Linked DNA regions of Homo sapiens: region 1 is linked to region 2. A link is an interaction called in ENCODE POLR2A ChIA-PET data of the cell type or tissue named here. Cell type or tissue: Panc1. All regions are shown on one strand. Each heading gives the region's core, and the rest is flanking DNA. Links, peaks and the distances in the headings are about the cores only.

What was found. Peaks named below come from ENCODE experiments on the same cell type or tissue, not always from the same donor. Only the 100,000 strongest peaks of a DNase experiment are listed, where the experiment ranks them.
Region 1: POLR2A ChIA-PET joins it to region 2 with 11 read pairs; 10 of 35 experiments call an interaction of 5 or more read pairs at or near these places.

The regions. Positions count from the first base shown.
Region 1 is chr1:151,471,609-151,483,983 of GRCh38, forward strand. No RefSeq gene overlaps it. Among named protein-coding and RNA genes, the nearest start is that of POGZ, 18 kb to the left of the region's middle. In Panc1, for the core only: no CTCF peak of the experiment used is centred there; a DNase peak (open chromatin) is centred at 2,005; H3K4me3 peaks cover 544 bases; H3K27ac peaks cover 653 bases.
Region 2 is chr1:151,543,624-151,555,998 of GRCh38, forward strand. All of the region lies in intron 1 of TUFT1 (tuftelin 1), which reads left to right. MIR554 (microRNA 554) reads left to right here and starts at 2,173; the gene lies at 2,173-2,268. RefSeq lists an enhancer at 3,305-3,823. In Panc1, for the core only: no CTCF peak of the experiment used is centred there; DNase peaks (open chromatin) are centred at 3,567 and 5,391; H3K4me3 peaks cover 1,486 bases; H3K27ac peaks cover 6,394 bases.

The sequences.
Region 1 (12,375 bases), core at 1,875-9,874, 72 kb before region 2:
CAAAATGGTGAAACCCCGTCTCTACTGAAAATACAAAAATTAGCCGGGCGTGGTGGTGTGCGCCTGTAAATCCAGCTACTAAGGAGTCTGAGACAGGAGGATTGCTTGAACCCAGGACGCAGAGGTTGCAGTGAGCTGAGATTGCGCCACTGCACTCCAGCCTGGGCAACAGAGCAAGACTCCATCTCAAAACAAACAAACAAACAAACAAAGACCTTCAGGCTTTCATATAACCTATATGGGTGGATGAAATTTTAGAAATAAATAATAAGGGGAAAAAAGATAAATAAAAATTCAAATTTTAAAATAAAGTAAAATAGATCCATGGGGGTATCTGATGACATGATATTCCAGCAACTCAGATTTCTCTGGGACTCCACTGGAGACAGATCTTTCAGGCACATTTGTAATATGTCCACTGCCCAGGGGACAGGATAGAAGAGCCATAGAAAAAAAGGGAACTTGGCAGAATTGCCTTTGTATAACTTTCTTTCAGTAAAGAAAGTTATAGCTTTCTTTACTGAAATAATAGCTTTAAAGAGACAAATTATTCACAAATCATTAGTAGGAAATGTTGAGATGAGATGATAAGCAAGAAAGGTAATTAAAGTCTGTACTATTCTTAAAATGAAATACTGTCTAAGTATAGAGGAATAAATTAGATGACTTTTCAACCTTTCCAATCTAAGCATCCTTAAAAAGTTCCACTGTCTAGCACAGTGGTTTTTAAACATTTTTTGACAGCCACCCACAGTAAAAAGCATATTCTACATCTTGACTGGCTACACACAAACACACAGTACTTTTCATGATTCAGATTGTATGAAAGACTACTGATATTCACTATGTGATAGCTTTCTATTCTCTTTTATTACACCTCTTTTTTTTTTTTTTTTTTTTTTGAGACAGTGTCTTGCTCCGTTGCCCAAGCTGGAGTGCAGTGGCTTATAAAACATGGCTCACTGCAGCCTTGAACTCCTGGGCTCATGCAATCCTCCTGCCTCAGCCTCTGGAGTAGCTGGGACCACAGAAGTGCACCACCACACCCGGCTAGTTTTATTTTTATTTGTAGAGATGGGATCTCCCTATGTTGCCCAGTCTGGTCTCCAACCTGGGGCCTCAAGTGTTCCCCCTGCCTCGGCCTCCCAAAGTGCAGGGATTACAGCTTGGGCCACTGTGCCCAGCCCTTTCTTCCATCATTCCGTCCTCTCCTTCCTTCTTAATACTGCTTGTCAAACTGATTTTGCCACCCAGTTTGAAAAAGAAGGTCTAGAGGATTATCCCAATCATTAACTATTTCTGCAGGTTAGCTTACCTTTCCAGAATACAGAATAGAATTCAGCAAACTGCCTCAAAGAGCAGTTTCTAGATTTGACTTCTTCCTCTAGGGTTTATGAAGTCATCATACTGAAGTGACCTGGATTTCCCTATACGTGAACCTCATGACGTGGGAGCCCGGGGTAGGGAGGGACAGATAACATGAGAATCAATAGAAAGAACTGCAAGGTCTGAAGACAAGAACCATTTGTCTAGTGGAGTCTATTTTATATCCATTTTTTAAAAATCTCCATTTAAGATATTTAGCTTCAACGTGCACCTTGACCAATTAATCCAACAAACAAAACTCTGGCTTGGGGGCCCAGTTACTCACTTTCATGGAAAGAGACCTCTGTTTTTAGAACCAGGGATCTTGTGAGTCCCTCCCACGTCCCCAGCCCTTCTCTGGCCTCGGGTAACTTTTCCCTCCAGTTTGGTGGAAGGTTACATTAGAAGAAAATAGTCCCTACCGTCTAGAAAGTTTTCGGGGGGGGAAAAAAGGGCGTTGGACGTGCGGGTGGGTGGGTATACCGGGAGGGGACAGCTGGAGCCGCGAAGGCGCGGGGGCCCGCGGCGCGTGGGTGTGGAGGCCGCGGGGCGGCAGGAGGCACTGGGAAGCGGGGTGAAGAGCACCGAAGTCCAGAAAAGGGCAGTGTCCGCCCTGCGCTCCTCTGCTGGCGCCCGCAACCCGGGAGGGAGCGGCGAGGCTCCGAAGGGTGGGATTCGAGGTCTGAACCCTCGAGTGGGCTTGGGTTTTCAGGAGCCGCCTTTTCTTATTGATCATTTCTCTTTTGTCATCATAATCTCTTGGCCTCAGACTGAGTTAAGGGAGCCATAGTAGGAGTGCAGAAAATGAAGTGGAGGAAAAAAAAATGTGATATTTAAAATATAGTTTTTCCTACTTTCTTTTTCTCTCTCAAATTAATTTAGATGTAAATAACATTTTAACAGGGCCCAACATCAGGCTCCTAGGCTCTGGCTGCTGGTCTCACTTGACACCAGAATAAGATTTTGGTGTGCTAGTAATTTTGCCAAATGGAGGCCTACTCCCCAAAACATCACCGTGGTGCATGATGAACATTTCTGTAGGTGATGACGTGGAGTTTTTGTTTTACTTCATTCTAATACATGTCCCTGCTTCAAGTGGGTAAAATTATACCTAGCTCAGCCCAGGTTTAATTCAGATTATTTAAAAAATTTCAGTGGCAAGTAATTTACGAGCTTCTCTTTATTAAGATTTAGGAAATTTTGCTTTATTGCGCATGCATTTTAAGTATTTTTTTGCTGTGTTCCTAGTGTAGATAGAAAACAACCTGTCACTGTCTCCTAGTTGGCCCTGTCAACAAACATTTGAGAAGTGCTTAGATCAGAATGCTGTTGAGTACTACAAATTAAACAATCTGATGTACTTGTTAATTTCATTACAAACAGCAGTTAGGATTTCATATACATATAGTCTGTACCATGCTATATATCAGAAATCTTTGTAAATATAAACTCCTTAAATATAGGGACCCAGTTTTATTCTTCAGCGAAAGGGAGTTAATCTTTTGGTGTTGTGCATTTAGAAGGATCTCGGATGTAAGAGGCTCATTAAATGATAGCTGTTAGTATTATTTATCTTGGTATCTTCCAAAGGGCTTTGCACATGGCTAACACTAAGAAATATTGGTTGAATGAATGAAGGTGCCATGCCCATACTGTGATATACACAGAGAAAAGACCAGGATGGGGACACTAGCACAGTGATTTCATTTCATCAGTGAAGCTTTGTGTGGAAGTGTCCCTCCTGCAGCCCTTTTACCAGATGCAGGCTCCCTTGACCTTGGATTGTGGACCACTTAAAATTTTCAGGGGAAAAAGTGTGCCTAATTAGCTAGTAGGGCCTAACCTCTTGTCAAGATGGAACTTGAGAAGTTTGTCTAAGTATGGAAAAGCTAAGCTCACTTGACACAGATCACGGGAAGAAAGATTTCTGCATGTTATTCAAGTTATTCACGTCAAAAGCGATTAGGGGGCCCCAGCTTCCATTACATCATTCATTAGGAAAATGTGTGCTGGGAGCTCTGCAAATCACATGATTTGATGGAGGCATTGAGACTGGGTTTCTTGTGTGTCTGCCCTTGGCCATATTCAGTTTTTAGTATGTTTGGAAAAGGCTGAAGCAGAACATGAAGATCTAGTTTATTTTAATGCTGTCAGACAGCTAAATGGTGGAAACTTGTTGAAGAGATTTACTGAGCTGTTTCCTTAGATTGAAGACTTTAGAGAATTAATTAACAGGGTTCTGAGAGATACAACATGCCAGACCCCTACTGACTCTAAGAGTGTACTTTCTTACTGATATGATGTGATAGCTGAGCACAGTATATGTGAAACTGCTGGGGAGTAATACAAGAGCAGTGCTGATGTGTTCTAAGACATGCAGGTGTTCAGATGAGAACTGGCCATGACAACTGAGTCAGCCAGGCACTGGACTCATTTCCTTTTGCTTAAGCACCATGAGCTCAGTAGAAGCACAGACTTTCACAAGGTGCTGAACTACTTGGTGAAAATGAAGTCACAATTTTGGAAGAGCTTCACTGATTTTGATGTGTAGGTATTGTTTCACGTTTTAGCTGTTGCTTTTAGAATGCATGCCTTAAGATGGTTCTCAGTTATCATGCTATATCTATGCCACGCCATTTCTAGAGCAAGTAACTTAGCTGAAAGTGACTATACCTATAAGAAAACAAATATCCCTGTAGAGACATTTGTAGATGAATTGTGGAAGTACTCTAAAATTTTTGGCCAGATTTTGGGGAATGTTTGAGTCTAGCTGGTACAGAAAGTACATTCTGTTTTATGAAAATAGCAACATTGAAGTGAAAAGATATCATTAATGTATACATGTAGTCAGAAATTGAATGTGCCCTGGCTGATTGCAATTTATTTATTCACTTAATGCGTATTTATTGAGTACAAGGCCTTAGAGTTTCCTCAGTTCTTATAGTCTGTAACAGTGCCATTCCATAGGAATGTAATGAGAGCCACATATATAATTTACAATTTTCTAGTAGCCACATTAAAAAATTAAAAAGAAACTGATAAAATTAATGTTAATATTAATATATTTTATTTCACCAAATATATCTAAAAATATATCTAAAATATTATCCTAATATGTAATTAATATACTTTTATTGGTTTTTTTTTTTTGTTTTTTTTTTTTTTTTGGGGACAGGGTCTCACTCTGTCACCCAGGCTGGAGTGCAGTGACACAATCATGGTTCATTGCAGCCTCAACCTTCTGGGCTCAGATGCTCCTCCCACCTCAGCCTCGTGAGTAGCTGAGACCACAGGCATTTGCCACCAGCTAATTTTTTGTATTTTTTTGTAGAGACAGGATTTCCCATGTTGCCCAGGCTGGTCTCCAACTCCTGGGCTCACGCGATCCACCCGCCTTGGTCTCCTGAAGTGCAGGGATTACAGGCATGAGCCACTAGAAATTATTAACAAATTATTTTACATTCTTCGTTTTGAATTAAGTTTCTCGAATTTACTTACAGCAAATCTCACATTGCACTAGCCACATTTCAGGTACTAAAAAACTACATGTGATTAATGGTTACCATACTGGGCAGTCCATGTCTAGAGAGAAATACAGATGTGTAATTTGTAAACAGGTAAACAGATAATTTCTTTTCTTTTTCTATTTTTCTTTTTTTTTTGAGACAAATTCTCACTCTCCCAGGCCGGAGTGCAGAGGCTCAGTGCAGCCTCCACCCCCTGGGCTCAAGCGATCCTCCCAGCTAACCTCCCCAACTCCCCACCCCAGCAGCTGGGACTACAGGTGGGTACCACCATGTCCAACTAATTTTTATAGAGATAGGTTTTCATCATGTTACCCAGACTAGATAATTTTAATTAAATGTAATAAAGGCTATGATGAGAAAAGTACACTCATCATACAATGAAAGCATAGAAAAGGGGCTTAGTTCCTCCAGTTTTTCCTCCTAAAATCTCATAATTCTCTCTGCTTCTCTGCATCCTGCCTGCCACGACTCTAATCTAAGCCAGATTATCTCTCTCCTAGACTTGCACAACAGCTTCCGAAATTGTCTACCTGCATCTATCCCTGCCCCTGTTTGCAGATAAAGTGAGCTTTTAAAAACGCCCATCAGATCATGTCATTCCTCTGTTTAAAACCTTAAATATATGATGAACACATTGGACAAGTGTGAGATGATGTACATAAAGCGCCCAGCCCAAAGGTTCTGCTCACTGAGTTTAGTTCTCCTCGTTTCTTCCTTTCACTCTCTTTTTTCTTCCTCTTACTTTCCTCCCCAGCTCCTTCCTCTTATCACCTATCAGTCTCTTATCATCTGAATTTCTTTTTTCTTTCTTCCTTCTCACTTGCTTTCCATTTTTTTCTTCCATCTTTACTTTCTCTCCTTTCTGCTTTAGTTTATTTTAATATAGAATTTAAATAGATTTAGAAATTCATTCTTTAATTATTTACTTCTGAGTTCCAAGCTCTTCATTTAAAAATCAAAAGAGTACTGGGCACTGTGGCTCACGCCTGTAATCCCAGCACTTTGGGAGGCCGAGGTGGGCGGATCACCTGAGGTCAGGAGTTCGAGACCAGCTTGGCCAACATGGTGAAAACCTGTCTCTACTTAAAATACAAAAATTAGCCAGGCGTGGTGGCAGGGGCCTGTAATCCCAGCTACTCAGGAGGCTGAGGCAGGAGAATCGCTTGAACCCAGGAGGTGGCGGTTGCAGTGAGCCGAGATTGCACCATTGCACTCCAGCCTGGGGGACAAGAGCGAGACTCCGTTTCAAAATAAATAAATACATAAATAAAAATAAAAATAATAAAAAGAGCTTGGCCAGGTGTGGTGGGTCACACCTATAATTCCAGCATTTTGGGAGGCCAAGGTGGGTGGATCACTTGAGGTCAGGAGTTCAAGACCAGACTGGCCTGGCTAACGTGGTGAAAACCCGTTTCCACTAAAAATACAAAAATTAGCCAGGTGTGGTGGTGCACACCTGTAGTCCCAGCTACTGAGGAGGCTGAGGCAGGAGAATCACTTGAACCTGGGAGGCAGAGGTTGCAGTGAGCCAAGATCACACCACTGCACTCCAGCCTGAGTGACAGAGTGAGACTCTGTCAAAAACAAACAAACAAACAAACAAACAAACAAACAAACAAAAAACTTGACCTTTTATCAGGATTAAATTAAGATGCTTTTTACTTCAGCATGGTCTTCAGTTAATTTTTTTTGTAGGTTGGAGAGCTTCTTTAGAAAAATGCATATAGTTTCCCAGAAGGAGGAAAGCAATCCCCTTCACATTTTATAGGGAGAAAATGGTGCAGTCACTTAGAAAGGGTCATGTGGTGGTGATTTGAAACAAGTCAGAAGAACCCAGGCTCTCGCCACAGCCCTTCCTCTCTTAGGCAAATTTCTGCCTCCTGGCAGTAGAGCAGTGAGGCAAGTTAATTATTCAGTGTTTGTGGAGGTCAATAAATAAATGAAATACCTAATTAAATAAATTTTTGGAGTGCTGAGAGCAGGCAGTTTCCTTAACTTAACACATTTCCTTTGGAGGACCAGTTCTCTTCCTTGAAAGAACAGCCAATCTAGCCATATGGGCTGTTTCCTTCTAGTTCTGAGAAGGTGGATTTATGACCCTCTGTGTACTCATCTTTCTGTTTCTGTCTCTGACATAGACAACTCTGCCAGGTGCCAGCACTCCTACCTCCACTGAAAGCAAGGAGACATCCTGAAATTACAGAAGGAAGAAAGGAAGTTACAATTCAAGAAGGACTTCTTGCTGCCAAGGCACAGTAGCACCAATACAAAACAAATGAGGGAGGATTTTAGCCTAGAAAATATGTCTCTGTGGAAAAAAGACCCCCCCCGCCCCCCCATCCCAGGTCTGGCCCAAAGGAGGGCCTCCCTCCGGTAAGGCTTGGGCGTTCACATTCAGAATCCACTAACATTTGTTGAGCAGATACTGCATACAAGACAGCTCCATATACATCTTCTTCTATACCATTTTAATCTAAGAGAAGCCTTCCAATGTTTTCCCAAATGAAGTCTTATCTTGAAATGAGACTCTGTAGACTTAAACCAACTACAGAAACACTTTAGTATTAAGGTGCCACCCACGCTGAAACATTTTTCCTAGCTTTGACCATTGCTCTGTGAACATCCAGAGCCTGTTTACCACATTCCATTCCAACAGCTTGTTCTTAATCTCTCACTTCAGAGATTTACTGAGCTCTTTCTGAATAGAATTACTCTTGTGAAAGAAACAGTAGCAGCATGTTATATTAGTTAGGATAGACTAATTGCTATAACACATAGACCCAAATAAGAATAATGGCTTGCCCAGGTGTGGTGGCTCACGCCTGTAATCCCAGCACTTTGGGAAGCCAAGGTGGGAGGATCACTTGAGGTCAGGAGTTTGAGAACAGCCTGGCCAGTATGGTGAAACCCCCATCTCTACTAAAAATCCAAAAAAAATAGCTGGCATGGTGGCTGGCACCTGTAATCCCAGCTACTCGGGAAACTGAGGCAGGAGAATCACTTGAACCCAGGAGGTTGAGGTTACAGTGAGCTGAGATCGCGCCACTGCACTCCAGTCTAGGTGACAGAGCAAGACTCTGTTTCTAAAAAAAGAAAAAAGAATAATGACTCAGATACAATAGACATTTATTTCTTGCCCTTTGGGTGGCAGGGCACTTCTCCTCCATACAGCTATTTCAGGAATTCAGGATATGAAGGCCTGCCATGCAAAAGGCATGGAAGAGCATATGTGGGAAAATTTTATGGGCCTAGAAGTAGGGTATATCCGTCGAAATGGGCTCCACAGATTGGTGTTGGTTTGCAAATAGTTTGTTACTGGTACTTGACAATATAAGAATAGAAATGGAAAGTAAACCTTTAGAAAGCTTTATAGCAATCTGGGGCCAGGCGCGGTGGCTCATGCCTGTAATCCCAGCACTTTGGGAGGCCGAGGCAGGCGGATCACTTGAGGTCAGGAGTTCAAGACCAGCCTGGCCAACATGGTGAAACCCCGTCTCTACTAAAAATACAAAATTAGCCGGGCATGGTGGTGTGCGCCTATAGTACCAGGTACTCAGGAGGCTGAGGCAGGAGAATCGCTTTGAACCCAGGAGACGCAGGTTGCAGTGAGCCAAGATCACTCCACTGTACTCCAGCCTGGGCAACAATATCAAAACTTCGCCTCAAAAAAAAAAAAAGTTTTATAGCAATTTTGATACAGTAATTATCTGTTGAATCTAAAATTTAAAAATTGGGGCTGGGTGCGGTGGCTCATGCCTGTAATCCCAGCACTTTAGGAGGCCGAGGAAGGCAGATCACTTGAGGCCAGGAGTTCGAGACCAGCTTGGCCAACATGGTGAAACCTCGTCTCTACTAAAATTACAAAAATTAGCTGGGCATGGTGGTAGCCACCTGTAATCCCAGCTACTCAAGAGGCTGAGACAGTGAACCCAGGAGGTGGAGGTTGCAGTGAGCTGAGATCATGCCACTGCACTCCAGCCTGGGTGACAGAGTGAGACTTTATATATATGGCTTAATTTTCTTTTTTTTTTATAATTAACATTTTATATTTTAAAAAAATATAAAAAAACTGAACTCACTGCCTTTGGACTGTAAGAATATAAGGAAAAAAAATTGAACTCACCATTGGTAAAGGGTCATAAAGTTTTTATGACAAAGGAAATAGATGCCCTGATATTAAGAAGACAACAAGAATTTAAAAGACCTTTAGTTCTCAGGAACCAGCACTAAAAAACTCTGATTCAGAACCCCCAGAAATGAGGCAAAGATGATAGATGAAATGTTTCAAACTGTGTTAACAAACAGTGCAATCAGAGGAAAAGACAGGAGCAGCACAGAGAACAGCATTGACAATTTTAAGAGATGAGGGCAACCACCCTACCCAAAATTCATCACCTTTTTCTTGGAAGGGGCCTGGAAATTAAGTACAACTTGGAAAGCAGGGACTAAGAGAACATTATATTAAATAACTCTTCCCGCCGGGCATGGTGGCTCATGCCTATAATCCCAGCACTTTGGGAGGCTGAGGTGGGTAAATCACAAGGTCAGGAGTTTGAGACCAGCCTGGCCAAGAGACCAGCCTGGCCAATATGGTGAAAGCCTGTCTCTCCTAAAAATACAAAAACTAGCCAGGCGTGGTGGTGGGTGCCTGTAATCCCAGCTACTCGGGAGGCTGAGGCAGGAGAATTGCTTGAACCTCGGAGGTGGAGGTTGCAGTGAGCCGAGATTGCATCATTGCACTCCAGCCTGGGCGACAGAGTGTGACTCCAACTCAAATAAATAAATAAATAAATAACTCACTCTTCCCTTAAATATGATCTGGCCACAGGACCAACTCTGTAAACAGGGTAATTTTTTTCCCTATGGTAATGTAAAAAGTCAATTAAATTTCCTTTTTTCTTTTTCTCTGTTTATGATTCTTCATCATTCAGCTTAAAAAGTCAGGTAATCTTGACTAGGTGTGGTGGCTCATGCTTGTAATCCCAGCACTTTGGGAGGCTGAGGTGGGCAGATCACCTAAGGTCAGGAGTTTGAGACCAACCTGGCCAACATGGTGAAAACCGCGTCTCTATTAAAAATACAAAAATTAGCTGGGCATGGTGACAAGCACCTGTAATCCCAGCTACTCGGGAGACTAAAGCAGGAGAATCTTTTGAATCCAGGATGCGGAGGTTGCAGTGAGCCAAGATTGCACCACTGCACTCCAGCCTGGGTAACAGAATGAGACTCTTTCTCAAAAAAAAAAAAAAGTCAGATAATCAAAAGACACTTTTTACTGTTCTAAATTATAGGATTTTCAACATTGTTTCTATCTAATTCAGCATCATTTTACAATTTTATTTAAAAGTAGTTAATTGGATGGGCATGGTGGGTCACACCTGTAATCCCAACACTTTGGGAGGCCGAGGCAAGAGGATTGCTTAAGTCCAGGAATTCAAGGCCAGCCTGAGAAACATGGTGAGACCCTGACTTTAAAAAGAAAAAAAAGGGGAGTGGGCAAAAAAAAAAAAAAAAAAAAAAGAAATTGATTCAGGCCTGCCTTAGTCTGAAAAAATTTTTTACTTTCCTATGGACAGTACCTCAGCTTGGTCCAAAATATTTCCCCCATTACTGTTTCTGAAAAAGGATGTCAGAGATGCTATTTCAAATCACTGAAGACTAAGTTGAGCCTGCTAACATTGGAGAGAACAAACTTGAAGGCAAGGAAGGTTTAACCCCAACACTGCTAAGTATCCTGCTACTACTCGATAGGAGATGACTATCAGGAGTTTAGATCTTCTTGGTCACCAAAGCCATCTGGCTAGTGGGACAGGGCCCTGCTACCTTGATTTCTCTTCTACCAAAGTCTCAATTTCAGAAATTCTTCACTAAAAATTCTTGGTTGGGTGCAGTGGCTCATGCTTGTAATCCTAGCACGTTGGGAGGCCAAGGAGGGCAGATCACCTGAGCTCAGGAGTTCAAGACCAGCCTGGACAACATGGCAAAACCCCATCTCTACAAAAAATATAAACATTTTGGCTGGGCGCGGTGGCTCTGACCGGGCGCGGTGGCTCTGTCCAGGCGCGGTGGTTCATGCCTGTAATCCCAGCACTTTGGGAGGCTGAGGCGGGTGCATTGCTTGAGTTCAGGAAGTTAGAGACCAGCCTGACCAACATGGTGAAACCCAGTCTCTACTAAAAATACAAAAATTAGCCGGGCATGGTGGCAAGCACCTGTAATCCCAGCTACTTGGGAGGGTGAGGCAGGAGAATGGCTTGAACACGGGAAGCAGAGGTTACGATGAGTCAAGATCGGCCAGGCGCAGTGGCTCACGCCTGTAATCCCAGCACTTTGGGAGGCCGAGGCGGGCGGATCACGAGGTCAGAAGTTCAAGACCAGCCTGGCCAAGATGGTGAAACCCCCATCTCTACTAAAAAAAAATACAAAAAATTAGCTGGGCGCAGTGGCAGGCGTCTGTAGTCCCAGCCACTCAGGAGGCTGAGGAAGGAGAATCATTTGAACCCGGAGGGTGGAGGTTGCAGTGAGCCGAGATCGTGCCACTGCACTCCAGGCTGGGTGACAGAGTGAAACTCCGTCTCAAAAAAAAAAAAAAAAACAAAACAATGAGCCAAGATCACACCATTGCACTCCAACCTGAGTGACAAAGCGAGACTCTGTCTCAAAAAAAAAAAAAAAAAAAAAATCAGCCAGGCATGGTGGCACATGCCTATAGTCCCAGCTACTCCAGAGGCTTAAGCCTGGGAGGCAGAGGTTGCAGTAAGCTGAGATCACACCACTACACTCCAGCCTGGGTGACAGAGCAAGACCCTGTCTAAAAAAAAAAAAAAAAAAAAAAAATTGAAAAAGCAATTTGGGCTTTGTTTTTTAATGTCTTTATTTTATTTTATTTTATTTTGTAGTTCTAGTAACTAATTTTTGCGTATTTTACAAAAATGTTGGCCCATAATGCATTACAAGGAAAAAAATCTTGTTCCTCACCACATACGGTTTGAGAAGCACTAGTATATGTTACATTCCTTCATATTTGTTCTGCTAGAACTCAATCTCATGGTCACATCTAACTGTAGCAGAAACTGGAAATGTGATCTAGCTATATGCAATGGGAAAAGAGAAGAACACAGAACTTGGTGAACGCTAGAAGTCTCTGGCATGCTTAGGTTGCACACTCACAAGCACAGCATAATGTGTGAAATGGAAGAGAGAGGACTAAGTGCCCAAGGGGAGGTTGAGCTGCAGGAGGTATATCCATGCTACTTTCATCCAGCCTGGAGAAGATTGCCAGCTGCTGGTATTAGTTACCGTCCAGAAGGCTTTGGCTGCAAAAGCCAGGAGGACAAATGTTGTCTGTATTTACTGTGCTCATTTCTCTCACATTCTGGCTTTTCTTTCTATCCTCCCCACCATGCCTTAGTTTACCATTTCCTACTTAAGCATCAAAGTAGCCTCATAACAGGGGACCCTACCGTTAACTTCACATCATCCA
Region 2 (12,375 bases), core at 2,202-10,201:
ACCAAGGATGTTCTGGGGCCTGGGTAAGTGGAACGATGGAGGCTTACTACTATTGGTGAATTGGTTCCAGCTGTTTTAGGTCTCTGCACCATTATGCTCAAGATTCCAGGGAGAGAGTACCATTGTCCCTTGGCCCCCAGTTGTCCAGAGCAGGACAGGGTTCCTTGACTGATAGGCCCCCCCCAGATTACAGTGATGGAAGGAGATTCTCCAAAGACCCAAGTGTTGTTATCAGTGGAGGGGAATGGAAGCTGCGTGGCAAAAGAACAGATGTCTATGACATTAGACTTTACCATGGATGATCTCTGATTTCATTTCCCTCCTTCCCTCTCTTCCTTCTTTCCATCCTTCTTTAAATCACTTTTTTTTTTTTTTTTGAGACAGGGTCTCACTCTGTTGCCCAGGCTGGAGTGCAGTGGTGTGATCATAGCTCACTGCAGCCTTGAACTCCTGGACTCAAGGGATCCTTTCACCTCAGCCTCCCAAGTAGCTGGGACCACAGGCATACTCAACATGTTTAGCTAATTTTTCATTTTTCGTAGATATGGGTTCTCACTATGTTGCCCAGGCTAGTCTTGAACTCCTGGTTTAAAGTAATCTTCCTGCCTCGGCCTCTCAAAGTGCTGGGATTACAGGTGTGCACCACTGCACCTGGCCTTAAATCACCTTTTTTTTGGGCGGTGGGAGGGGGAGGATGGAGTCTCACTCTGTCACCCAGGCTGGGGTGCGGTGGCACAATCTTGGCTCACTGCAACCTCCATCTCCCTGGTTCAAGCAATTCTCCTGCCTCAGCCTCCCGAGTAGCTGGGATTACAGGCATGGGCCACCATGCCCAGCTAATTTTTGTACTTTTACTAGAGATGGGGTTTCATCATGTTGGCCAGGCTGGTCTCAAACTCCTGACCTCAAATGATCTGCCCGCTTCGGCCTTCCAAAGTACTGGGATTACAGGCGTGAGCCACCGTGCCTGGCCTCTTAAATCACTTTTTATCAAAGGAGTTTCACTCTTGTTGCCCAGGCTGGAGTGCAACGACGTGATCTCGGACATTTAAAATCACATATGTGCATGATTTTAAAGTATCAAAGTATCAATAATATCAAAAGGCTTTTAAAAGAAAATAGCAGTCCCCTGCTCCAAGTTCTGCTCCATGGAAGTAACCACTTTCTACTCTTTGAGCTGTTTTGTGTTTACCTCCATGTTTCTAAATAATATGCTTACAGTGATTTTAATTGATTTATCAGTTTTAGACATCTATTGACTTCTGTTGTAGGAATTATAGGAAAATCTATACTCCCACCCCTGACATGCTTCCTTCCCATCCTCCCAGTGTAATTGTATTACAATTTTTGGTAATGTAATAAACTAGTTTCTGTTAATAGCATTGTGGTCAAGAGCATGGCTCTGGGCTGAGTGCAGTGGCTCACGTCTGTAATCCCAGCACTTTGGGAGGCTGAGGCAGGTGGATCACCTGAGATCAGGAGTTCGAGACCAGCCTGACCAACATGGCAAAACCCCATCTCTACTAAAAATACAAAATTAGCCAGGTGTGGTGGTGCGCACCTATAATCCCAGCTACTTGGGAGACTGAGGCAGGAGAATCATATGTACCCAGGAGGTGGCGGTTGCAGTGAGCCGAGATCACGCCATTGCACTCCAGCCTGGGCAACAAGAGTGAAACTCCGTCTCAAACAAACAAAAAAAAGAGCATGGCTCTGGGAATCTGACTAAGGTGGGCTCTAATCAGGCTTTGATGTCTGCTTTGCCCAAGCTCACTTAGGCAAATTACTTAATTTCTTCATTCTTAGTTTTCTCACTTGTAAAACTGGGATAATAATTGCACCCTTCTCATAAGGTAGTTGTGAGGATTAAATTAGATAATACACATAAAATATGAAGCACAGTGCCTGGCATGTGGTAAGTACTCAGAGGTTAGCTATTATTTTCTATTTCTACTGGCTTAGACTAGACTGTTTTAACCTCCTATAAGCAACCAGCCAAGGGATGGAGGAAGAGTCTGGGAACTCTCTGGTTTGGGCAAGGTTTGCTCCTCCTCATTATGCTGACTTTTGTTTATTCCTGTTTCTTTCTCGTTTCCTTGATGATCCAGGTCCCTCAACCAGTGGAGAGTCCCAGGGGTGAGAGGAAGGCCTACAGATAGACCCAGGGTGAAGACCTGAGTAACCTTTGCTAGTCCTGACTCAGCCAGTACTGGTCTTAGACTGGTGATGGGTCAGGGTTCATATTTTGGCATCTCTCTCTGGGCATCTTTCCTCTTCTTTTTTAGACCTCATGACCAAGGCAGCTGGTGTCCCCTGCTGCTCTGGTTTCTTTAAGTAATATATCAGTTTTATCTTTCTTTCGAATATTTGCATTTTTTTCTTTTTTTTTTTTTTCTACAGCATCTTTTTATTGTCTTTACCATTACTTTAATGCATTTTAAAATTTATCTACATTAATTGGGAACTATTTGCATTTTTTTCATCCTCTCTCTCTTTTTCTTTTTCTTTTTTTGGATTTGTCTTGGCCAGAGAGGTTCTCCAACACCCGGGTGGACTTGGAATTTTTTTATCAGCTGCAATCTGAAGACTTGTCTTTACTGTGGAATAGGTGACATTCCTTTAGGACCTCAGAAGCTCAAGTAGTTTAATGCCAAGTCTTTCCAGAGCCTCACTCTCTTTTATTTTTTAAATTAGAATTGTGATTTATTGAAGCCTTACCATGAGCTTCATATAATTTTTTATGAACAGCTTTATTGAGATATAATTCATATACCCCATTTAAAGTATGTAACTCAGTGGTTTTTAGTACATTCACAGAGTTGTGCAATCATCAATAAATCAATTTTAGAACATTTCCTTACCTTATAAAGAAATCCTGACCCATTAGCAGTCACTCCCCATTTCCCCCCAATCTCTCTCAGCCCTAGGCAGCCACCAGTCTACTTTTTTTCTCTATGGATTTACCTATTGTGGATATTTAATATAAATGTAATCATCGGTATGTGATCCTTTGTGACTGGCATCTTTTATTAGAATGATGTTTTCAAGGTTCATCCATGTTGTAATGTGAATCAGTACTTCATTCCTTTTTATGGCTGAATAATATTCCATTATTTAGATGTATTACAACTGTGTTCGTCATGGATAAATGTTGGTGGACATTTGGGTTCTTTCTACTTTTTGGCTATCATTTATAATGCTGCTACGAACTTTGGTGTACAAGTTTTTGTGTGGAAATATATTTTCATTTCTCTTGGAGAGGAATACCTAGGAGTGGGATTGCTGGGTCAGAATATTTGCATTTTAAAGGAGGATTCATCTGTAGCCATTGCTGCTTACTCCAGAGGACTGAATGTATTCTAAAATGTGGAAGTCCTGGTTCTGTGACATCTGAGTGTGGGGAAAAACTGCTGGGCAGAGGAGCCTTTCAAGTTTGGTGGCTGCCTGTTCCTTCTACTCATGAAACTTGTCCTAAACTCAGCCCATAAATTTCTCCTCACACCATCCCATCTCTCCCATTTATTGCCAGGTTCTTACTTTCAGGAGCACTGCATTTTTCTGATGTCACCAAGGCTGCCAGGAATTTGGGGAATGCTGGGCTTTGCCAGAGAAGGAGGGATCTCCTCTGAGCGAGGAGAGTTACCTCATCATCAGGCATTTGGCACTAACATTTGCCCATAGTTCTCCAGGGTGGAGGGGGGCGTGCACCCAGATGGTTTCAGTTCCAGACACGTGTGCTCAGAGAGGTGGGATGAGCTTCCTTGCCTGCTAGTAATTATGGTGCATGCCTCTTTGGGTCAAGGTGCAGAGGCTTGTGAAATACCTTTGTTTTCTAGGGGTTGGGAAGGTTCAGTTGCGGAAATAGGTATGTGCCAGGAAGGCTGGTGGCCCAGATTTAAGCCTGGCCAGCAGAGGCAGGAAGTGGAGGAGACAATATAGGGTAAGAAGGGGATGAGTCGATGAAGGAAGAAAAGAGACGTGGTTTTCTTGGGTCTGGGAGCACAGAAGCAAAAATCACTAAGCAGGTAGTCAGAGACTAGAGAGGGCAGAGCCACTCCCTTTGATGCAGAGGGGGCACTGAGGAACTTGCCCTTTCATTCCAGGTTTGCTGGTCGCTAGGCAGGTGTCCTAGAGTGAGACTGGCTTAGCAAGTGGGTGTCTCCTTCAGAGTTGGTTCAGGAGCTCACTTCCCTCTACAGACACACTGTCACTGCTAGGCCCTAGTGTTTTCCTTTGTTAGGGCTCCAAGTAATGAGAAAGGCTGCCCCATGTAGGGTGCCACCTCAAATCCTTTTTCTCATTTCACCTCACAGTAACCCTGGTGAGCCCTCTACATAGTGCCTGTCCAGCCCATGCCTCTGGGTAGGCAGCCACATAAAAATCAAACACCTGTTTTGTTGGCTAATCTGGGGAGGAAGAAAGGGAGTGATTCTTTGTGTCATACTCCACAAAGGGCCATCTCTGGCCTAGGCAGCACTGCAGAAGGCAGGACCATGTACCTGAGACTGATGAGCTGAGTCGGGTGCGAGCCTCACTCAAGGAGAGGGTAGAGAGGGTAGGTACCCACCTATCCCATCCGGCTCTGTTCTTTGAGTTTATGGGACTTCCTTCATCCTGATCACTTGGGTGCCATTGTTACAAGGGGCTGGCTATTCCTACTTTTCTTTTTTCTTTTTCTTTTCTTTTTTTTTTTTTTTTGAGACGGAGTCTTGCTCTGTCACCAGGCTGGAGTACAGTGGCCCAATCTTGGCTCACTGCAGCCTCCACCTCCCAGGTTCAAGTGATTCTCCTGCCTCAGCCTCCCAAGTAGCTGGAGCTACAGGCGTGCGCCACCACGCCCAGCTAATTTTTGTATTTTTAGTAGAGATGGGGTTTCATCCTGTTGGCCAGGATGATCTCAATCTCTTAACCTCGTGATTCGCCTGCCTTGGCCTCCCAAAGTGCTGGGATTACAGGCTTGAGCCTCCGTGCCCAGCCTCCCATTTTTCAAAGTGGGGAAACTGAAGTGACTGCTCCTCCAGCAGCTTGAGAGGCCATGTACACTTGGGGTGGGAAAGTGGGTGGGATTGAGGGGCAAAGTGAGGGAAGAGTGGGATACAGGGTGAAGATGAATTAAGGTTGCTGGTTTCCAGCTCAGGGGCAATCTCCACTTCCTTTACTTCCTCTTAGAAAGAACCTTACACTTGACTCCTACCCAGTCCTAGTGACCCCTGTAAAACCTGGGGAGTGAGAGCTGGGGGAACGCAGGCTTTTCCCTATTCACATGAGCCTGTGGTGTGAGAACTCTGCACCTCTCTCCTTATTTCCCTGGGGCCTCCCTGTTTATCTCCTTATCTCTGCTGTGGCGTCTTGATCTCTAACCCCTCAGCTATGTGTTTACCCCCTCCCTGCTTTGAGGAGTGAGTCAGGGTTGGAGATTTGTTTGAACAGAGTGGTGAGGCTGCCTATAATTTGGAGGTAGCTGGGCTTCTCCCAAAAATGTTTATGAGGTTAGAGGCTGCTTACCTTGTGATTAGTACTGCTCCTTTTTCCCTAGAGAAGAAGGCTCCACTTCTCATCTTGCCTTTTAGAGTACCCAGTAGAGACCCCCCTGCCGGATATTTTTGGGGTGTTCCTAAAGCTCCCTGGAGCCTGCTCATAGTCCTGAGGAAATGCAAGCCTGCTCTAGAAAACAACTAAGTGCACCAGGCAGAGAGGAGCCCCAGGATTTGCTCCTTGACTCTGGGTTGGGGGTGCAGGCCGAGGTCTGTGGCCTTGCTGACTAAGATGCATTCTCCAGTTCTGGAGGATGAGGTGCCAGAGAGAGCCCTAAGTTTTTCATCAGCTCCATTAGACAATTTACCTCATCCACCCTCTTCCCTTGCAGACTTTCCAGAGCTACTTGGGAAAGTAATGCTGCTTCACCCTTGTGAAGAGATGTATGGTTTGCAAATCACTTTTACATCATTCTTGCACATCTATCTACTCTTCCTAAAATGTCGGTTGTGAAATTATCACCCTCATTTTACAGACAGAAAACTGAGGCCCAGAGAGATTAAGTGATTTGCTCAAGGATTAATGGTCATCAATCAGGACTCAGACATCCTGCCTCTGACTTCAAGTTTAGTACTTTGTTTTGAAACAGAGTCTCGCTCTGTCACCTGGGTTGGAGTGCATGGCACAGTCTTGGCTCACTGCCGCCTTGACCTTATGAGCTCAATTGATCCTCTCACCTCAGCTTCCCTAGTAGCTGGGACTGCAGGTGTGCACCACCACACCAGGCTAATTTTTGTACTTTTTGTAGAGACAGGGTCTCATTATGTTGCCCAGGCTGGTCTCAAACTCCTGGACTCAGGTGATCTGCCCTCCTGGGCCTCCCAAAGTGCTGGGATTACAGGCGTGAGCCAACATGCCTAGCCAAGTTTAGTACTTTTTCTTTCCTTCTCTTTATATGTTTTATTATAGGAGTGTCACAGGGCTCACTGCACCTCTCTCCTTATCTCCCTGGGGCCTCTGCCTCCCAGGTTCAAGCGATTCTCCTGCCTCAGCCTCCCAGGCAACTGGGATTACAGGTGCCCACCACCACACCTGGCCAGTGTTTTGTATTTTTAGTAGAGACGGGGTTTCACCATGTTGGCCAGGCTGGCCTTGAACTCCTGACCTCTGGTGATCCACCTGCTTTGGCCTCCCAAAGTTCTGGGATTATAGGCGTGAGCCACTGTGCCTGGCCCAAATAGTTTTTTCGTTTGTTTGTTTTTTTGAGACAGAGTCTCACTCTGTCACCCAGGCTGGAGTGCAATGGCGTGATCTTGGCTCACTGCAGCCTCCGCCCCTTGGGTTTAAGCGATTCTCCCACCTCAGTTTCCCGAGTAGCTGGGATTACAAGCATGCACCACCAGGCCCAGCTAATTTTTATATTTTCAGTGGAGACGGGGTTTCACCATGTTGACCAGGTTGGTCTCAAACTCCAGACCTCAAGTGATCTGCCTGCCTCGGCCTTCCAAAGTGCTGGGATTACAGGCGTGAGCCACCACACCTGGCCCCAGCTTGCTTTTTCACTTAACACTTATTTTGAGATTTATTCATGTCAATGCATGTTTCATAGTTCATTTATTTTCACAGCTGAATAGTAGTTCATTGTACTAATATGTCAGGGTTTATTCATTCATTTTCTAATTAGCCAGGCACGGTGGTGCACGCCTGTAGTCCAGCTGCTTAGGAAGCTGAGATGAGAGGATCAATTGAGCCTGGGAGGTCAAGGCTGCAGTGAGGCATGATCATGCCACTGCACTCCCGCCTGGGTAACACAGTGAGACCCTGTCTCAAAAATAATATATAATTTAAAAATTTGTTTTCTTGTCAGTGGGCCATCTGGGTGGTTTCTGGTATTTTGCCATTGCATGCAATGCTACTGTGAACATATTTCTACATGTCTTATCTTTATATTTCTATAAGTGTAATGAAATCCCCCCAAAATAGCTCATTAGCATTTTAATTTGCCTTTTCCTTTACTGGTGAGGTTGAGCATCTTTCCTATTCCATTAGCCACTTGTTATTTCTTTTTAGAGTTGCCTTCTTAGTCTTTGCTCAGTTTTTCCTTGACCTTCCTCTGCTACTTTTCTGTGTCTGCTTTTTCTAGTATTCCATACTGCTTCTCTAAACTGAAGAGCTGGAGTTTCTCAAAGGGAATTGGGAAAATCCCTGAACATATCACCTGGAACTCATGCAACAACATATTTTTTTGAGAACCTATTCTAGGCCAGCCATTGTACTAAATAAGCTATCCATGTCTTCAAGGAGCTTATGATTTTCTCGGGGGAGATGAATGAATTGTTACAAAAGAATGGGCTCCTTGTTAAAGTGCAGGATATGTAGGTTGCAGTAGGTGCTCTGACTGAGGGAGGAGTGCTGGGATAAGGGTCGGACCCTCAGAGAGGAGATACCTTGAAGGCTGAGCAGGAATTCTCCAAGGAGGCAAGGGAGGAGAGGATACCCCGGTCGGAGAAAGCAACATGCGCACCTCTGGGGAGGTGGGAGCACGTATTGCACTGGAAGACCCGTTAGCAGAAACAGACTTGGCTTTGGATGCCTTCTACAATTGGATCAGGAAAAAGTTGGGGATAGAGTGCAGGGTACATTGGGGTACTGGAGGGAGTCAAAACATTTTATGTGGTATAAACTGTGATGGTCCTGATCATAAGGGGACTCTAATACCATAATAAGGAGTTTTTGACTTTTTGTTTTTAAAAACATTTAATAGTAACATATATACAGAAAAATATGTACATCACAAATGTCCAGTCAAGTAATTTTCACAAACTAGACACATTCCTGTGAGCAGCACCCAGATCAAGAAACAAATCATTACGGGCACTGCAGAAGCCCCCTCATGTCCCCTTCTAATTACCACCTACCTCCACCTCAAGGGTAACCACTATCCTGACTTCTAAAGTGCAAATTATATTAGTTTTGCTTATTTTTGTGCTTTTTATATAAGTGGAATCATACAGTATACTTTTGTGTCTGGATTCTTTTGCTTAACATCTTTGTGAGATTTACTGATGTTGCATGTACAGTGCTTCATTCTTTTTCATTGTTGTACAAAGTTCCATTGTATGAATATATTACAATTTATTCTACTCTTGCTGAACATGTGGGTAATTTCTGGTTTGAGGCTATTTTGAAAAATGCTACTGTGAACTTTCTAGTATACATGCTTTTATGGGAAACATATGTATGTGCCAGGGCAAAGGGAAAGCCTCTCCTTCACCCTCGGAAGTTTTGCTGAAAATCACTGACAAAAGAAAATAGGGAAAAAGGCCCGGGCGCGGTGGCTCACGCCTTTAATCCCAGCACTTTGGGAAGCCGAGGCGGGTGGATTACCTGAGGTCAGGAGTTCGAGAGCAGCCTGCCCAACATGGTGAAACCCCATCTCTACTAAAAATACAAAAATTAGCTGGGTGTGGTGGGACACGCCGGTAATCCCAGCTACTTGGGAGGCTGAGGCAGGAGAATTGCTTGAGCCCGGGAGGTGGAGGTTGCAGTGAGCCGAGATCGTGCCACTGCACTCCAGCCTGGCCGACAGAGCGAGAGGGACTCTGTCTCAAAAAAAAAAAAAAAAAAAAAAAAAAGGCATACAGATTTATTTGATCATAGTTTTAGGTGACATAGGAACCTTCTGAATGAAGACCCAAATATACAGAGGAAAACGTCCATTATTTTTAAATTTTCAATTTTTATTATTTTTTAAAAGCTAGCCTTACTGAATCAGAAGCAGTCCATTCTTAGATTTGAAAAAGTATAGGCAGCTGTGTAGAAATATGATTGGACAAAAAGGGTATGATCTAATGCTGAGAGACTAAATGGGGAAACCCAGCAAGGCCTGTCTGTCTAGATTCTTCTTGACCTCTCTAAGCATTCCTTCCAGGTGTGAGACAGGGCCCTCTCTGGAATGGGGGTCTTATGACTTCAGATCAAGCAAGGTGGGTCAGATAATTTTTTTTTTTTTAGATGGAGTCTTGCTCTTGTCCCCAGGCTGGAGTGCAGTGGCACGATCTTGGCTCACAGCAACCTCCACCTCCCAGGTTCAAGCAATTCTCCTGCCTCAGCCTCCTGAGTAGCTGGGACTACAGGCACCTGACACCACGCCTGGCTAATTTTTCTATTTGTAGTAGAGATGGGGTTTCGCCATGTTGGCCAGGCTGGTCTCGAACTCCTGACCTCGTGATCTGCCCACGCCTCCCAAAGTGCTGAGATTACAGGCATGAGCCACTGCACCCGGCCAGATAATTTCTTTATAGCTAGCTTTTAATAGAAAGAGAGGTGGAAAGTCAGAGTAATATTTTTAGGTTTTATGGCTGGCTTTGGGGAAAAGGGGTTCTGGTTTCTATGACCCACCTTGAGAAGAGGGATTCTAGTTTCTATGGCTAGCCCCGGGATGGGGAGGGGAGGAATGAAAGGCCAGAAAAGAGGTCAGGAGAAAGTCAGAGAAAACTTTTTTCTTCCGAGGTCTTCATTTTGGGGTATCATATTCTGAGATCCTACATTTGCATTTCTGTTGGGTAGAGTAACTAGTGGTGGAATTGCTGTGCCTTAGAGTACTTTTGTGTTTATCTTTGGTCCATGCTTCTGAATTTTCCAGCGATTGTGTTGCTGCGCAATCCCAGCATCAGTGTCTCAGAGTGTCGGTTGTTCCACATCTGCTGAACACTTCGTATTTTTTTTTTATCCATTTCATGTTAGTCATTCTGATAGGTATTTTGTGGCATTGTTTTGTGGTTTTACTTTCCAGCTCTTTGATAATGCCTAATGAAGTTGAACCCCTTGTCATATGTTTAATGACTGTTTGGGTATCCTCACAATGATGTGTCTGTTGGCATCTTCTGCCTGTTTTTCTATTGGGCTGCATGTCTGGCTGGCTGTCTCCCTTTCTTTCTTTAAGTAAACATTTTATTTTGAAATAATTTTAAATTTACAGAAAAGTTGCAAAGTAGTACAGAGAACTCTTATATACCCTTCATCCAGTTTTCCCACAATGTTAACATCTTATGTCACCATGGCACGTTTGTCATATAAAGAAATTAATGTTGGTACAATGCTGTTAACAAAGTTGTAGACTATCTGGGTTTCACCACTTTTTCCACTAATATCTTTTTTCTGATCCAGGATTCAGTCCAGGATCCCATGTTAATCATTTTGTTTAGTAGGAATTCTTTATATATTCTGGACATCTTTTGTCAGATATACATATAGTGAATTTCTTTTGCTCTGTGGGTTGCCATGCAGTGTTTTTTTAAATTTTATTTTATTGTTATTGAGACAGAGTCTTGCTCTGTTGCCCAGGTCGGAGTGCAGTGGCACGATCTTGGCTCACTGCAACCTCTGCCTCCCGGGTTCAGGCAATTCTCCCGTCTCAGCCTCCTGAGTAGCTGGGACTACAGGCACGTGCTACCACACCCGGCTAATTTTTGTATTTTTAGTAGAGATGGGGTTTCAACATGTTGGCCAGGCTGGTCTCGAACTCCTGACCTCGTGATCTACCTACCTTGGCCTCCCCAAAGTGCTGGGACTGTGAACCACTGTGCCCGGCCCCCTTTTTTTTTTTTTTTTTTTTTTTTTTGAGACAGAGTCTCACTCCGTTGCCCAGACTGGAGTGCAATAGCACAGTCTTGGCTCACTGCAACCTCTGCCTCCAGAGTTCAAGCGATCCTCCTGCCTCAGCCTCCTGAGTAGCTGGGACTACAGGCATGTGCCACCACTCCTGGGTAATTTTTGTATTTTCAGTAGAGACAGGGTTTCAGCATGTTGGCCAGGCTGGTCTTGAACTCCTGACCTCAGGTGATCCACCCACCTCGGCCTCCCAAAGTGCTGGGGTTACAGGTGTGAGCCACCACACCAGCCCTCTTAGCAGTGTCTTTTGATGAATAAAAGTTCTAAATTTTAAGGCCGGGCATGGTGGCTCACTCCTGTAATCCCAGCACTTTGGGAGGCCGAGGCGGGTGGATCACATGAGGTCAGGAGTTCAAGACCAGCCTGGGCAACATGGCGAAACCATGTCTCTATCAAAAATACAAAAACTTAGCCAGCTATGGTGGTGCACACCTGTAATCCCAGCTACTCAGGAGGCTGAGGTAGGAGGATTGCTTGAACTGGGGAGTCAGAGGGTGTGGTGAGCCAAGATTGTGCCATTGCATTCCAGCCTGGGTAACAGAATGAGACTCCCTCTCAAAAAAAAAAAAAAAATTATAAGGCATACACTAACATTTTAATAGTGGCTGTTTCTGGGTGGCAGGATTATAAATGCTTATTTTCTTCAGTATATTCTTTTTGTCCCTGCAAGTACTTGAAGGAATATTAATTCCTTTTTTTTTTTTTTAACAAAAAAGATAATTATAGGTCGGGCATGGTGGCTCACACCTGTAATCCAAGCACTTTGGGAGGCCGAGGCAGGCAGATCACGAGGTCAGGAGTTTGAGACCAACCTGGCCAACATGGTGAAACCCCTTCTCTACTAAAAATACAAAAATTAGCCGGACGTTGTGGTGGGTGCCTATAGTCCCAGCTACTTGGGAAGCTGAGGCAGGAGAATCGTTTGAACCCAGGAGGCAGAGGTTGCAGTGAGCTGAGATGGTGCCATTGCACTCCAGCCTGGGTGACAAGGTGAGACTCCGTCTCAAAAAAAAAAAAAAAAAAAAGATAATTATAGATTCACATGCAGTTATAAGAAATAATAGAATTCCCCCATATCCTTTATTCCATTTTTTCCAGTGGTAACATCTTGCAAAACTGTGGTACTCTATCACAACCAGGATATTGGCATTGATACAGTCAAGCTATGGAACATTTCCATCACCAAAAGCACCCCTCATGTTGCCCTTTGAGAGCCACACTCATTTC